Linked DNA regions of Homo sapiens: all the other regions are linked to region 2. A link is a contact called in ENCODE Hi-C or POLR2A ChIA-PET data. All regions are on one chromosome and are shown on one strand. Each heading gives the region's core, a stretch centred on a gene start or an enhancer-like site at or near the end of the contact. The rest is flanking DNA. Distances are from core to core; before and after follow the strand shown.

Region 1 (4,500 bases), core at 711-3,210, 240 kb after region 2:
ACAGGCGTGAGCCACCGCGCCCAGCCCAGAAGTGTAATCTTATATATGTTCAACATCATATACTAAAAAACAATAATATTCCATAAACATATACATAAGCCTAGAGAAAATCAAACATTGTAACACCAACTTCCTCTTTTATACCACTGAAATGTGCAAATAAAAGCAGCCTGGAGGGAGAAAATAACTTACAAAAAGACAAATTATAAGTGTGCATAGAGGAGAAGCAGTACTACCCTTTTGCTTTTGAGGCCAGGAAATAGATGGGTGTTTTATGAAGGACAAATCCAACAAAATTCGGCTGTTTTCTTTCCTACCAGCTGCTTGTGAGTCACTCTCCACACTCCAAACACCATGCGGACACCCTAAAACCTGCACCCAAGTCTCGACGCCTCATACCCTAACTCACGATTAAAGAAATCCTGTTTCCAAGTTACAGCAACAGGACACTACATAAAAGGAGGAAAATCTAGCTTCAAGAGAAATTGTTTAGAAGACTAGAATGAAGTTCAGTGTAACTTTATAATAACTTTGCACTAATTTGTTACTAGTTGAACATTTTCCAGTAATCTCATTTCCTAGCATAGTATATCAGACTTCTGCACTTCACCCAGCTTGGATATTTTAAAAAGTAGACTAATCATGTGGGTATAAAGATTATATCGCACGTTGTCCTTCCTCTAAGTGTTTACAGAACTAAGTAGTATGCCAAAGAGCATGTAAATACTCGCAATGCTCTATTTTCAAATTTGCTTAACTTTTATTATCTGAATTAGAACTTAGTTGGAATTGAATTAACACTACCCAGTGAATAATGACTAACCAAAACAGCATTTTCCATTTTCAACCAAAAACTGCAGTCTGAAATGGCTTTTGCTTTCTAGTTGACTTACAACGTGTGGCTAGGGGGAAATGTCGGCGCTTTCCCAAGGACACTTTTCGGGCTGTAAACTTTCTTTGTTGGGGAAACTACCAAGTTCAAGGGGTGCCTTCAGAATCCACTTACCCGATCCTTCATCCTCCAGCTCTGAGCTAAGGATTTGGAGCCTTCAATTTTCTCACAGTGCCTCTTTTTCATAAAAGCCAAAGGTAGGTTCCAGTCTGTAAGATCAGCCTCATCTTCCTCCCCCAGGCCCAGAAGAGGCGATTGCAGCATTTCGGACTCCATCAGTGGGGGAGGGGGTGGGGGAGTCCTTGGCAGCAAGCGCTCGAGAACCTCCAGCCTTAAAAACTAGCGTGTACCAGAATTGGTGAAATAAGAAACAAAAACGGGAAATCGAAAACCAAATGGATAAAGAGTGCGGAGACCCTTACTCAGGCAAAAGTCTGAGATCCTTATCTCTAACTCTGAGCGGGAAGTGGGGAGGTGGGGGCCGCTAGGAAATGGGGCAGCCCAAGAAGCTCCGCAGACACACACCACCCCAGGTCCCAAGCCACTGGCTGCTCCTGAGGCTGTACGTTTCCAGAGGGGCTGCGAGGGGAGCTGCCAAAAGCGTAAGAGACTTCAGGCCTCACGATGACCCTGCTCTCGGCCTCCACCGCCTCAGCAGTTCCGAAGACAGGCAGGCCGCTCTTGGTGCCGGTTCGCCCACTGGGCCGACTGGGCTGAGGTCTCCGGCCAAGGGATCGGGTTCAAAGGGCCCTGGGTCTCCTCCAGCCACTCTCAGCCCTGCGGGTCCCGCACTCGTCTGAGCTGCTGCAACCAGAGCCACGACCGGCCCATCGTGCTCGCCTGCACCCGGTTCCTCAACCTCAGGTCCGCGCGGCCTGGCTGGTCCTGGCCTTCAGCCCCGAGGCTCTCTCCTGCCTGAGAACGAGTCCTGAGAAACGGGCGACACGGAACCACGGAGGAAAGGGACAATGTGGGCTTATTGGGTCATGGGAGCTTTGCCCTCTGGTTTGGAGCTACAGTGAAACTCATCTCATCAGCCCATCAAGGAGGACGCCATATTGCCAGGACCCAGAATGCACCGCGGCCTACGGCGTGGCCGACAGACCAAACCTCCTCAGAGCGGTCTCTCCCCGCCACCCAGCATGCAGCGAAGGAGAAAGAGTCCCCGACCCCGTTACCTCGGTTACCATAATTCCGTTTTCCCCAGTTAATCGCCATTTGTTCAGTAGAGGCGTGTTATTAAAGTCAATCCTACAAATGAAACTGTCGGTTTAATTTATTTTTTCAAAAACATTGTCATTATAAATGAAGTTACATGCTCCTGAAATTAAAGGAATCAACCGCCTTGTTTCTTCCAGATTTTGAAAAAGCGGCAAAAGCTTCACTGATAATATTAGAAAATATTAAAAAGCACTGATAATATTAGAAAATATAGTACTTTTTTTTTTGGAGTGTAGTGTCCTCCACAGTGTCAATCAGATTTTCTCTTTAATTTTTTCATAGAGAACCAAGTGAAAGGCCGGGCGCCGTGGCTCACGCCTGTAATCCCAGCACTTTGGGAGGCCGAAGCGGGCAGATCACGAGGTCAAGAGATCGAGACCAGCCTGGCCAACATGGTGAAACCCCGTCCCTACTAAAAATACACAAATTAGCTGGGCGTGGTGGTGCGCGCCTGTAATCCCAGCTACTCAGGAGGCTGAGGCAGGAGAATTGCTTGAACCCGGGAGGCGGAGGTTGCAGTGGGCCAAGATCGTGCCACTGCACTCCAGCCTGGGAGACAGAGCAAGACTCTTCAGATGAAGAAGGGTCTGAAGCAACAGAAGAAGAGTCTGGAGCAAGATTCGATGAAAAAAAATTTCATCTAATACAATTTTTTGTTTAATCTGTTTCGTTTTCTGAGCAGTTTATCCTTTTTAAATTTTTTTCCCACTTCTTGGTAGCAGTAGTTTATTCTTATTTTGATATAGCTTCACGTGCAGACATCTAAAACTACATGTCTGTGCGTGGAGGCAAGCCTCTTGTGTGACTCTCTTTTTCAATTCAGGAAATTTGGCTCATTTACAATGTATAGAGAACTGTGTAAGGTGGACTATAAAACCAAATGTAGGCAGGGCACCGTGGCTCACGCCTATAATCCTAGCCCTTTGGGAAGCCGAGGAGGGTGGATCACGAGTTCAGGAGTTCGAGACCAGCCTGGCCAACATGGTGAAACGCCGTCTCTAATAAAAATACAAAAATTAGCTGGGCGTGGTGGCGTGCGTCTGTAGTCTCAGCTGCTCGGGAGGCTGAGGCAGGAGAAGAGCTGGAACCTGGGAGGCAGAGGTTGCAGTGAGCCGAGATTACACCACTGCATTCCAGCCTGGGTGACAGAGTGAGATTCCATCTCAAAAATAAATAAATAAATAAATAAATAAATAAGAATAAAACGAGGCCAGGCGTGGTGGTGCACGCCTGTAATCCCAGCACTTTGGGAGGCTGAGGTGGGTGGATCATGAGGTCAGGAGTTCAAGACCATCCTGGCCAAGATGGTCTTGATCTCTCAGGATGGTTTTCCGGGGCTTAGACACATGTGGCCATCCATATCAAAATCTTGATGGCATTTGTGTTCCTTTCAAAATGAGAATGAAGAATACAATCCCAGACCTTTCTCACCCAGCACAAAGCAAGCCTTTAATAAAGGCTACAGGATTAAATCATTGTCATTCCGCACATTCGTTTGGTTATTACACCCCATGGAGCCAATTCTCCTATTGAAACTCAGGGCACCCTCTCTGTTGGCAGAGACTATCCTCACAGTTACCAGCAGAGGCTTCAGGGATGCAGGGTCTTAGGAAGACCCCGTTCTCATCTGAAGGCAACAAAATCACTCCTGTCCTCTGCCTTGTCACCTTGCTCCCCACCTCCGGTGGCTGTAGACAGCTGCATTCCAGCAGCTCTTGCAGGAAGTCACAGTTACAGAAAAGCAGCAACGCTAAACCCATTCATCCCTAACTAGCTCTGTGACCTGGGAAAGCCCACTGAATCTGTGTGAGACTCAGTTTCCTCACCTATAACGTGTGTGACCTTGGGAAATCCATTTTTCGTATCTGAAATTCTAAACGAAGGTGTCAGTGAGCACGTTGAAGTCCAAACCCACCAGGTGGTCAGAATCGCCCAGGAAACTAAAATTCAGGATGCCCAGCTTCCAACCCAGAGCCCCAGATCGGGGAGCAGGGAGACCGGGATTCAGAATCTGCATTTTTTTTTTTTTGCAGTTTTTACAGTTTTATTTAAACACAAAACATGCACATGAGCTGTCTGCTCGTTTTCTTCACTGCGCAGACTGGCATGGGGGTCAGTGACTCTGATGGCCAGCTGGGCGGCTCTTTCTGTGGTGGCTTCGCGGTTCCTGGAGGAAACACTGTGAGCGATCTCAGCGCAGTAAGAAGTGTTGTACATCAGCAGCACTTCCAGCTCCTTGACGTTGTAGACTGAACTTCCAGAAGCCAGTGGGCAGCGTGTGCTTTGTTTTTTTGTTGCTCCCATAACCAATGTTGGGCATCAAGATCTGGCCCTTGAACCTTCTACCAACCCTGTTGTCAATACCTCTGGGTTTCTGCCAGTTACGC
Region 2 (4,325 bases), core at 718-3,217:
ATTTAATATATACAGGGTTCACTTTATCATCCTCTCAACTGTTCCACAGAATGGTTGAAAACTGTCCTATAATAAAAAGTAAAAGGGATGGGGACAGAGACGGAGAGAGAGAGGGGGAAGAGAGTGTCAACACAGGCATTCCTACATTGATGAGTCAAGTCGGGAAATCATTTAAGGAAGCCACCTTCTATTTTCGAAGAATGCCAAGACTGAAAGGGAGGCTCCTTGCCTGTCCCTTCTCCACTGTCCTTGAGATGATCAACAGTTGGTACAAATTTGCAAAAGCAGAAAACCAACTCTTTCCTAAAAAGGTAAACCTCTTCCACGGAGGTAACGCTTATGAGCATCAACCACAGGAAACACACACACAACACACAGCAAGCTTCCACCTCCCCCAGTAGCTCTGGGGTGTGCCTTGCCCTGGAGGAGCCCATTTACAGCCAGCTTGTTTGCGACAACTTCAGATTCTCCGTGCTCCTTGGCCCGATTCAAATATTAATGTGTTTTTACCTAAGAAACTATCAATAACATGGACTGTGTTTATACTACATACCGACAGAGCTAAGATGGGAATAATACTCAGGCTGCCTGAAGGAAGCCAAGCTGTCAGGAAGTGGGACAGCCACAGAGGACTGGAGTTTCTCACGTGAAAATGCCTGCAGAACTCTGGTCCTCTCACCCCGTGACCCCTTGAGAGCCAGGGCTGCTCGGTTCTAATTCAGTACAGGGCTTCCACGACTGCGGTGCTGAGGAACAGCTATGGGGCAACGGCTGGGGCTGAGATCCCCGGAAACCAAGGTGTTCCAGGATCAAGGGAAAACAGTGCCTGATGGCTGCAAGAGGCATTAGTTTCCCGCTAAATACACCGTTTATTTTCACATGCGACTGCTGGGTCCTCACCTATTCTTATTCTTGTCGGGGATGTAGAATGGCTTTGTGGCAAACCCATAAAACTCAGTTCTTTAAAAAAAAATAAAAATAAAAAAATAAATAAATAAAGTGATTCTTTTAAATTACAAAGAACCAATACTTAAATGACCCACCATTATATCTTTCCTGCCATCTGACTTGTTCTTTCTATATAAAGAAGCCATGCCCTTGACCCAGAGCCTTCCCCTACATCCCAGAGTCCACCGTGTCAATTTCCACGTGTGTTCACAGGGTGGAGGAATCACTGGCCAGCCAGAAACCAGCCGCTGCCTCTGCAAACAGGGACAGGAGGGCTCAGCACTTACTACTCAGTGACAACCCCCGAAGAGCTGACCCTATGTGAAACACAGGCCAGCGATACCCTGGGGGAACGGTGCTGCTGTAGGCTCCAGGGCCGCCTCGCGCAGATCATTTAAGAATCAGTCAATCCCCGTGACAGGGACAAAACCGAGGTGGCTCCAGAGCTCTGACATGGCTGCACGCCTGGTGACCCAAAGCCAAGCCCTGACTCTCTTCCAAAGTACAAGTGAGAGAAGAGATCAGCTAGAAGGAGGTCTAAACTGGGCTGGAGACCAAGATAAGCCACGCACAATCATAGCCCCTTCTGCAACCCAAAGACGCAAACAAAAGTCCCTCCAGCGCAGTGCAGGGGCTTTGCTGGAATAACGCAGACATTAATTTCTCTTGCCTTCCCATAGCAATAGGTCTCTCCCTATAAGGAGGTTTCTGAAAGCTAGAGTTGGGATCGAAATTTAGTCAAATGGGCGATCCAAGCCCAGTGTATTTAGATTCTATCTCAGGCGAGGTTTTACTCCAAGTCTTGAAGAAACTGCCAAACGTCTCAGCTGCTGCAGAGGCCCCACGCGAGACAGCGTGGCAAAATGTACTCTTAAAAATATCCACAAGAAGGGGCCCTTTTTGAGTAAGTTCTGTGTATTTTAGACTTGGGAAATTCTTCCTATTAAAAATTTTGGAACCTTTTCCTGAGTTCCTTTTCGGCAGCACCAGGCCTAGCTCGTTGGTACCCTCCGGGAAGAAGGGAACCGCAGGGCGGCCACGGGGAGGAAGTGTTGTCTTGGGGTGGCAGCCACGAGCTGACCCTACGATGAGGGAACCGAAGGCAAAGCTGAAGATTCTATTTGCCAATTTAAAAAATCCCTCTAAGTTATCTTGTCAGTTAAAAAAATTAATTAAAACAAAAAACTGAAATGCACAGTCCTCCATCTGCCTAAGTCCTCACCCTTCCTCCTAGCTCAGGCCACCCGGCAATGTCACCGGAGGATCTGAGAAAGATTTAGACTATGGGCACAATTATCACCCTCCCCGCTTAGATGTGTGTTATTATCCTTCCTGCCCTGGAGGGGAGACAGTTGAGGTTCAGAAGGTTCTGAAACTCACCCCCAGCTACCCTGCTGGCTAAGTGGCTGGGCATAAGAACCCTCCTCTGCACCCAAAGACCACAGTGGGCTGAGGCAACAGGATCCTGGTGCATCTCAGCCACATAAAAAATCACACACAAGTGTGTACCCCTGACAACTGAGAGCGCACGCTCAATGCACTGACTCAAACTCAATTAGGGAAATCAGGAAGAAAAGAGGAAAACAGAGTAAGGTGAAAGCTCATAAAAAGAAAGGGAGCCGGAGGGGCTGTGTGAGTGAGGCCCCCCGGGGGGAGGGTGAGGGGGGAAGGGAGCTGCAGGATCCACCCTGCCACAGGCTAAGAAGGAACTTCCTCTGTGACTCTTACGACTCACCTGACGTGTGTGCAAATTCCTAATATGTAAAATAAAGACAATCTAAAAATAGCATAAACGGCAAAAATGAAAAGTATACGTATCACAGGTCACGGTTCCGCTCTGACTGGACAACATCCGCCTACAGCAGCCCTGCCGAGATGTCCTCCACTAATCCCCTTCTAGCCCGGACCGCCTCTGAGGGTCAGAGGGTGTCAGCAACTGTTTTTCAGGACAGATGAGTTCAGAATCAGGGCTAGAAACAAACCACCGTCTATCCAGTTGTCTTCCTAAGCATTTAAACCGTGGTGGTTTCTGCACCCAATATGTAAAGTTAAACAGACTTCGTGTACATCCCTGTCTCTCGCTGGACCCCTCCCTCCTACCAACTGAACTCTCCCTTTCCGCTCTTCTCCACCGACGGCTCCAGTTGTACTTAGGGAAGCTGACGTGCCCAGAACACCATTCTGGAAGTCATTGCACAACAGCATTTCAGCTTCTTGTGATTGCGACATTTATCAATTAAGTCGTCTGATAAGAACCAGACTTTTGATCCAGCTGCTTTATGGGCCGTGTGTCTGTGCCCATTAACTTAATAGAAGCAGATGGACACGATGAGAACACCGCTGGCTGAAGGCTACTGAGCAGAAATCCAGCCAGAGGCGTGGAAAATGTCCACGAGGAGCGAGTTTCCCACAGCAGATGAGAGCCGCAACAGCATGGAGTCGGGCCAAGGAGTGGAGCCTGGGTACCCCCGACTCCTGCAGAGCCTTAAGCCACCGCAAAAACTGGGGGCTAAGGAAGAGCACCCCGAGAACGGAGCTCACTCCTGGCATTCTGGTGGCAAACAAGTGAACTCACATAGATTTTCCAATGAACTTGGAAATGCACACTGCGTTGTTCAACATGCTTGAAACACAGTTTGTCCACAGACTCCTGAACTAGCTGGGGGGTGGGAAACTATGCCAAGAGCTGGTTCAATCTGTCCCACTTGCTGCTTTTATCTGCTTGTGTTCCTGGTCTATGGTTGCGACGCTAGGTCAGCAGCCTCCAGACATGCGCCACTGAGGGTCTCTCCCAACCGCCCTTAAGAGGCTTCCGCAAGCAGATGAACCCCACTGTGTCGGAGGGGCAGTGCCTGCGGTCACGGAATTGCACATCTCAATGTTCACACAGGAAAACTCCGACCGCGACGGAATCTTATCCCCCACCTGTGACGACGTCAGTGCACGTAGGCACGGCAGAAGCATGAGGAGATCCGCACGCTGCTTGCGCCAAGGAGTTCCTCGCCGACTGCAAGTCTCTCTCTTCGGTTCTCCCAGAAAGCCACGGAGGCGCCACACTTTCACAGGACAAAACAGTTGCCTGTTGACCTGGCCAGAGCCCTCAACAAGACACCAGACAATGGGAGGACAGTGAGAGTGTCCTGGGATGTATTTTCATTTACCTCATGGACAATTTTGGTGTTTCTACAGGCAGAAGTTGAAACCACTGAATGGAAAGCCAGCTTACGGGCGCACACATGAGCTCCAGCCCTCATGCCTAGTCCGGCAGGACCATTCAGCTTGGGGTCTGTGATGAGGCTGAGGACAGCCATGGGCTCAGAAGGTGCATCTCAGCCCACGGCTGTGTTTCTGTATCAATTAACAGCACGGCTTCTCCA
Region 3 (4,612 bases), core at 1,457-3,956, 250 kb before region 2:
AAGACTCAGCAGTCAGGCTCCCGGAGTGGCAGCAGGAGCCACCTACCTACAAAACCAACCCCGCCTGTGTGCAGCAGCAGCAGCGCAAGCCTGTCACCAGGGCAAAGCCTTTCCAGAGTGGATCGACCCTTCAGACACCTGCGGCCCACCGCGTCCTGCCGTGCTAAATCAAATCATCAACCGCCACATCTTCACTTGGGAAAATCACCAATTAACCCACCCGTGGAAGACAAAACGCAGAACCTGTGTGTTTCACGTGCTCCAGACCAGCTGGTCTGCGTCCACAGGGGCTCAAAGTCCCCAAACACTCAGTCCTAAGAGTTTTCCTGCCAGCAGATTTCACTTAGACCTGCAGATAAATTACAGCTTCACCTAGGTGAAGGCCTACTGCCCGGTTAGGAGAGTTTTATTAAGGACGATCACGGGGTCGGTCCCCCAGAGCAAAACCACTCCATGTACTCACCCCCTGCCAACTCTCACCACGAAAGTTCCTGCTTTCTGGTTTCAGCGCAGAAGGAGAAAAAATAGGAAAAAGGTTCCGCTGGTACTTCTCTTCCACCCTCTGCAATCACAAACAAGTCGTAATGGAGCTAATGACTAATAATTTAATAAACCTCCCTCCCTTGACAACATGTGCTTCCACAGAGCAACAAGGCCAGAACCGTATGCCACAGACTCTGTGAAACCAAACCTAACAACCCCAGGGCCTGTGCCTTTCCCAAGCCGACTCCTCAGGTCACCCTGAATCCTGTTTCCCAGTGGCTCCGACGTGGCTTTAGGACTCATCTAGTCGACCGCACACCCGCCTTCAGAAACCTTCCAGACTGACGCGGCCCCAACTTCACAAGCTTTATTGAAAGCTGTATTCAAGTGCAATCGGCCCCCTGCACTCCAGCTGGAACCAGAGGGGCCACCCCTGAAGCCTCCATCTGGCTCTCCCAAGCCTGAGAGCTAAGAGGGCTTCCCAGGCCCCTGGCCAGGCACGCCTTGGCCGCCTACCACAATCAGAAACAGTTACTCTGCCGGGCAGGGTGCAAGCCGGTTAGGAAACATGAACCAGCGACTGCCGGGTAAATACCCACTCCACTCATCGCCCAGCCTGTCACTGAACCTGCAGACAGTTTTGAAACAAAGCACATCTGTAAGAGATCGCCCAGGACCCAGGGACACCCAGAGCAGGGGTTTCTCCTCTGAGAAAATGCTCCCCGGCAGCTGCCGGGCTCAGGCGTGGGGGTCTGGACCGAGAACGGATGCTGAAGAAAGAGAAAACCAAGGGCCTGTTTGTCGGTATCCCAGCCACAAAAACGACTGGGGAGGGGGCGGCAGGGGAGGCTTCCAGCGGTGCTCTGCGGCCCTTGGATGTGAACCTGTCATTTCGCAGACGAGAACGTGGATGCCACTCTTAACACATCTGAAGCAAAGGCAGGCACGTCAGCCTCCTACACAATTAGTCTTCTCTCTCCGCGGTTACATAAGATGATAGATTATCCGTCCACCCATCCAGCCTGCCCGCGCTCCGACCTCCCACCTTAGGCCCCAGCATGGGCGCCGGGCAGGAGTTGTGGGAAGGGAAAGCCTGTTGAGAATGAAGTGCCCGAGGCTCGCGCAACCGCGCCTGGAGGAGCCCCACGGTGCCACCGCGCCGACCGCGGCCTTCAGACAGCCCCCATGCCGTCCTGGCCGCCGCAACCCCTGGGCCCGCCGCCCCCGCCGCCCCGGCCCTGCCCGGGTGTGCTACGACCCCGACCGGTCCGAGGGCTTCCGGGGCCCGGCGCGCGGCTCCGTTCCCGCCGACGCCAAGGCGAGCGCGCGGGGGCCGAGCAGGGCCGTCGGAGCGGGGAGTGCTCCCCGGGCCTGGGGCTGGGGACTGACCGGGCCGCGGCGCGCATGGGATGGGGGGGCCCGGGCGGGGGTGGCCACCTGTGAGCGGCCGGCGCCGGGCTCACCACCCCAGCAGCCCGGGTCCCGGGTGGCCGCGCCGGGAAGACCCCCAAAGTCCCAGCCTCCTGGCCCGGCGCGCGGCCCCGGGGCCGCCCTGGTCGGGCTCGGGCGCGCGGGCGGCGCGCGACCCAGGCGCACACGGAGCGGGCTCAGCTCGGCGCCGGGGGGCGCTCACCTTATAGACATTTTCCGTGAGCCGGTGCATCTCCTCTGAGCGAGACAGAGACATGGTCCTGGGTCCCGGCTGCACCACAGACCGGAGCGGGGGACGCAAGCGGCGGCAGCAGCGGCGGTAACGGCAGCAGGACGGAGACGAAAGCGGACCCGAACCACAGAGCCCGGCGTCCGGCGGCGGCCACCTTTATAGCCGCCTCAGGCCCCGCCCCGCGGCAGTCCCCGCCCCTGCGTCCCGCCCCCGTTGCGCCCGCATCACCGCCCCCGACCACCCGCCCCCGCCCGGCGCTGCCGCTGCTAGGCAACCGCCAGGCCCCGCCCCCGCACCGCCCTTTCCATTGGTGGGTTCCGGAGAAGGGGGAGGGGGGCGGGATCGGAGGTGGGGCCTAGTGGCCGACTCCAGGCAGCGATTGGTCTGCGGCGGCGTCGATCCTGGGGGAGGAGAGGGGAGGCGCGGCGCGGGCTGGGGCCCTGGGAGCAGCCTGAGGGGGCCCGGGCAACAGCCGGGCTGGGGGCGGGGAGGCGGGGGCGGGGTGGCGCAGGAAGAAGGAGCAGAAGGTGCGGGGAGGAGAGCGGGGGGCGCCGGCGGCAGCGCGCGTGGAGGCGGCACTTCGCGAAGTGGCACTTCGGGGCGGGCGGCCCGCCGGGTCGCGGCCTGGCGCTGCGGGGCGGGGAGCGGCTCGGACGCAGGACGCCGCGGGCCGGGCTTACAGGTGGGAGAGGCCCCGACCCCGCCGCTTCGCAGGTAAGCCCGCCGGGCGGGCGGCGACCCCCCGGCCGGCCCCTCGGGGCAGAGAGGAGAACCCTGGGGGAGGGGGTGCTGCAGGAGGACCCTGGAGAGAGCTCGGCCCTGGAGTGGGGGACGACTTGGAGAAGGAGGATTTCGGGGGAGCATCGTGAGGAGAGGACTTGGAGGGAGGATCCTGCAGAAGGTGAACTCTGGGGAGGACCCCAGACAGGCAGACAGCGCTTGGGGGCTTGGGGCCGGGATTCTGGAGAGGGGAGGACCCTGGGAGAGGAGGGTTGGGGAAGAGGATCTTGGAGGAGGGCCCTGGGAAGGAGGATCTGGAGAGGGGACAGGGGAGTGTCCTGCTGGAAGGCCTGGGGACAGGGCGACCCTTAGGGACGGGGAGGACCCTCCTGCCGTCAGAAGATTCTCGTTGGAGGCAGTTTACTGAGAGAGAGAGGTCTCGGGAAGGAAGGGTCGAGGGCAGTAGGAAACGAGGGGCCCGGAGGACTCTCATGCGGTGGAAAGCCCTAGGGGGTGGGGGAACCTTGTAGGAGGAATGGAGGAGTCAGAGCTGCCTCCAATTTTTAGGAAGGGTCCTGCTTAAGGGTCCTCCCAAGGGGAGATTCTGCCGGGGAAGCTGGCCGAGTTGGCACACAGGTCTCCCGGTACAATTCCCGTGGAGAAATATTTACATAAATTAGGCTAACATAGAGGAATTATTTGTTTTACGTTGTGAAACACCAGATCTGAGCGTTTCCGTTTAATGAAACCTCTCAGTCTCCCAGCCTCCCATCCCTGCAAAATCATTCATTCATTCATTCCTTCAACGAGTCAGGCCCCTGGGGGAGACGCAGTTGTGCTGGCTGGCCGGCAGATCCCCAGACTGGCACGGGCTCAGGCCGATGGAAAGACCAGGGAAGTAAGATTCAGGAAGCATTGCCTCCCTCCCACCACAGCCCCGCGCCTCCTCTCCTCCGGCTGAATTTCCTTCCAGCTACTGGCCCTGGCTGCTTCCTTTTTCTTTATTGTCTCCAGTGTTTGGGGGTAGATCCCTGTGTATTTATTTTCTAGGATTCTTTTGGTGGTAAATGACAGAAAGCTCGCTCAAACTGGCCCTAACAAATGAGGGCATTTACCTGAAGGTAGGAGCATCTCCACTGACCCTGACCCCCTTCTTCTAGGCCAGCTTCCTGCTGTGTTCCCTGCACCCACCGATCTCACACGCAGCCCTAGGACAGACGTCCACTGGCCTGAGTTGGGTCTGGGGCCAACACGGAGCAGGTGGGGGTAGAGCAGCTCTGCTCGCCTGGAGGAAAGTTGAATGGCTGGAACCAAGATGACAGATGGAGGCTGGCAGGCAAACACGGGAGGCCTCCTCACTCCAAGAGGGGAGTCAGCCTGGGGACAGTTCTTCTCCAGGCCCTGCTGCTCCCATCAGCTGCAACACAGGAGAGGTAGGCTTCTCCGGAAAAGCTCCCACGGTCCTGGATCCCGCTCCACCTTCTAGAAGCTCCCAGCGTTACTTCCTGAGCTGGCCTGCACATCGTTGCGCTACTCCCGTCCAAGGGGGGACATATTCGGTGACCGACTCAGAACGCAGCCTGCTTCCCGGGTGGCCAGTGGCTCAGCAGTCTCGGTGCCTGAGCCTGCTCCCTCCGCCCGGCGGCTGGGCAGGTGGCTGAATGCGGGCTGGAGGCCTTCCCTGAGAAGACGGTTATCCATGCTGTACATGGAAGTGACCAGCTCGGCACCTGAGGAGACACACCG

The links. A loop is a pair of places that touch in the nucleus more often than their neighbours do. ChIA-PET counts read pairs that join two places held with the same protein, here RNA polymerase II (POLR2A). Pooled maps may share reads with other maps.
Region 1: a loop to region 2 is called in a pooled map, with 3 times the contacts of the local background. The contact joins the promoter of RPTOR here to the enhancer-like site in region 2. A Hi-C loop is called at or near these places in 2 of 168 maps with a recorded cell type or tissue (Right ventricle myocardium inferior and gastrocnemius medialis) and 10 of 50 pooled maps. POLR2A ChIA-PET finds 5 or more read pairs at or near these places in 2 of 52 experiments (MCF 10A and OCI-LY7).
Region 3: a loop to region 2 is called in a pooled map, with 3 times the contacts of the local background. The contact joins the promoter of BAIAP2-DT here to the enhancer-like site in region 2. A Hi-C loop is called at or near these places in 1 of 168 maps with a recorded cell type or tissue (mesothelial cell of epicardium) and 1 of 50 pooled maps. POLR2A ChIA-PET finds 5 or more read pairs at or near these places in 2 of 52 experiments (A673 and CD4-positive, alpha-beta memory T cell).

What each region holds. Positions count from the first base shown.
Region 1 is chr17:80,542,298-80,546,797 of GRCh38, reverse strand. It overlaps RPTOR (regulatory associated protein of MTOR complex 1), which reads right to left and starts at 1,960. Exons shown (of 34, transcript NM_020761.3): 1 at 1,007-1,960. The coding sequence starts at 1,168. It also overlaps the pseudogene RPL32P31. RefSeq lists enhancers at 613-1,439, 1,367-1,466, 1,747-2,106, 1,440-2,266.
Region 2 is chr17:80,779,050-80,783,374 of GRCh38, reverse strand. All of the region lies in intron 6 of RPTOR (regulatory associated protein of MTOR complex 1), which reads right to left. Among named protein-coding and RNA genes, the nearest start is that of CHMP6, 210 kb to the left of the region's middle. RefSeq lists enhancers at 2,686-2,885, 3,402-3,902. Within about 2 kb of position 1,967, at least 19 of the 41 ENCODE cell types and tissues checked have a DNase peak (open chromatin) inside an H3K27ac peak, as active enhancers do; they include OCI-LY7 and gastrocnemius medialis, where a contact is called at or near this core.
Region 3 is chr17:81,032,813-81,037,424 of GRCh38, reverse strand. BAIAP2-DT (BAIAP2 divergent transcript) reads left to right here and starts at 2,706. Exons shown (of 2, transcript NR_026857.1): 1 at 2,706-2,860; 2 at 4,027-4,612. BAIAP2 (BAR/IMD domain containing adaptor protein 2) reads right to left here and starts at 2,274. Exons shown (of 14, transcript NM_001144888.2): 1 at 2,117-2,274. The coding sequence starts at 2,170. RefSeq lists enhancers at 1-411, 1,462-2,457 and a silencer at 2,329-2,638.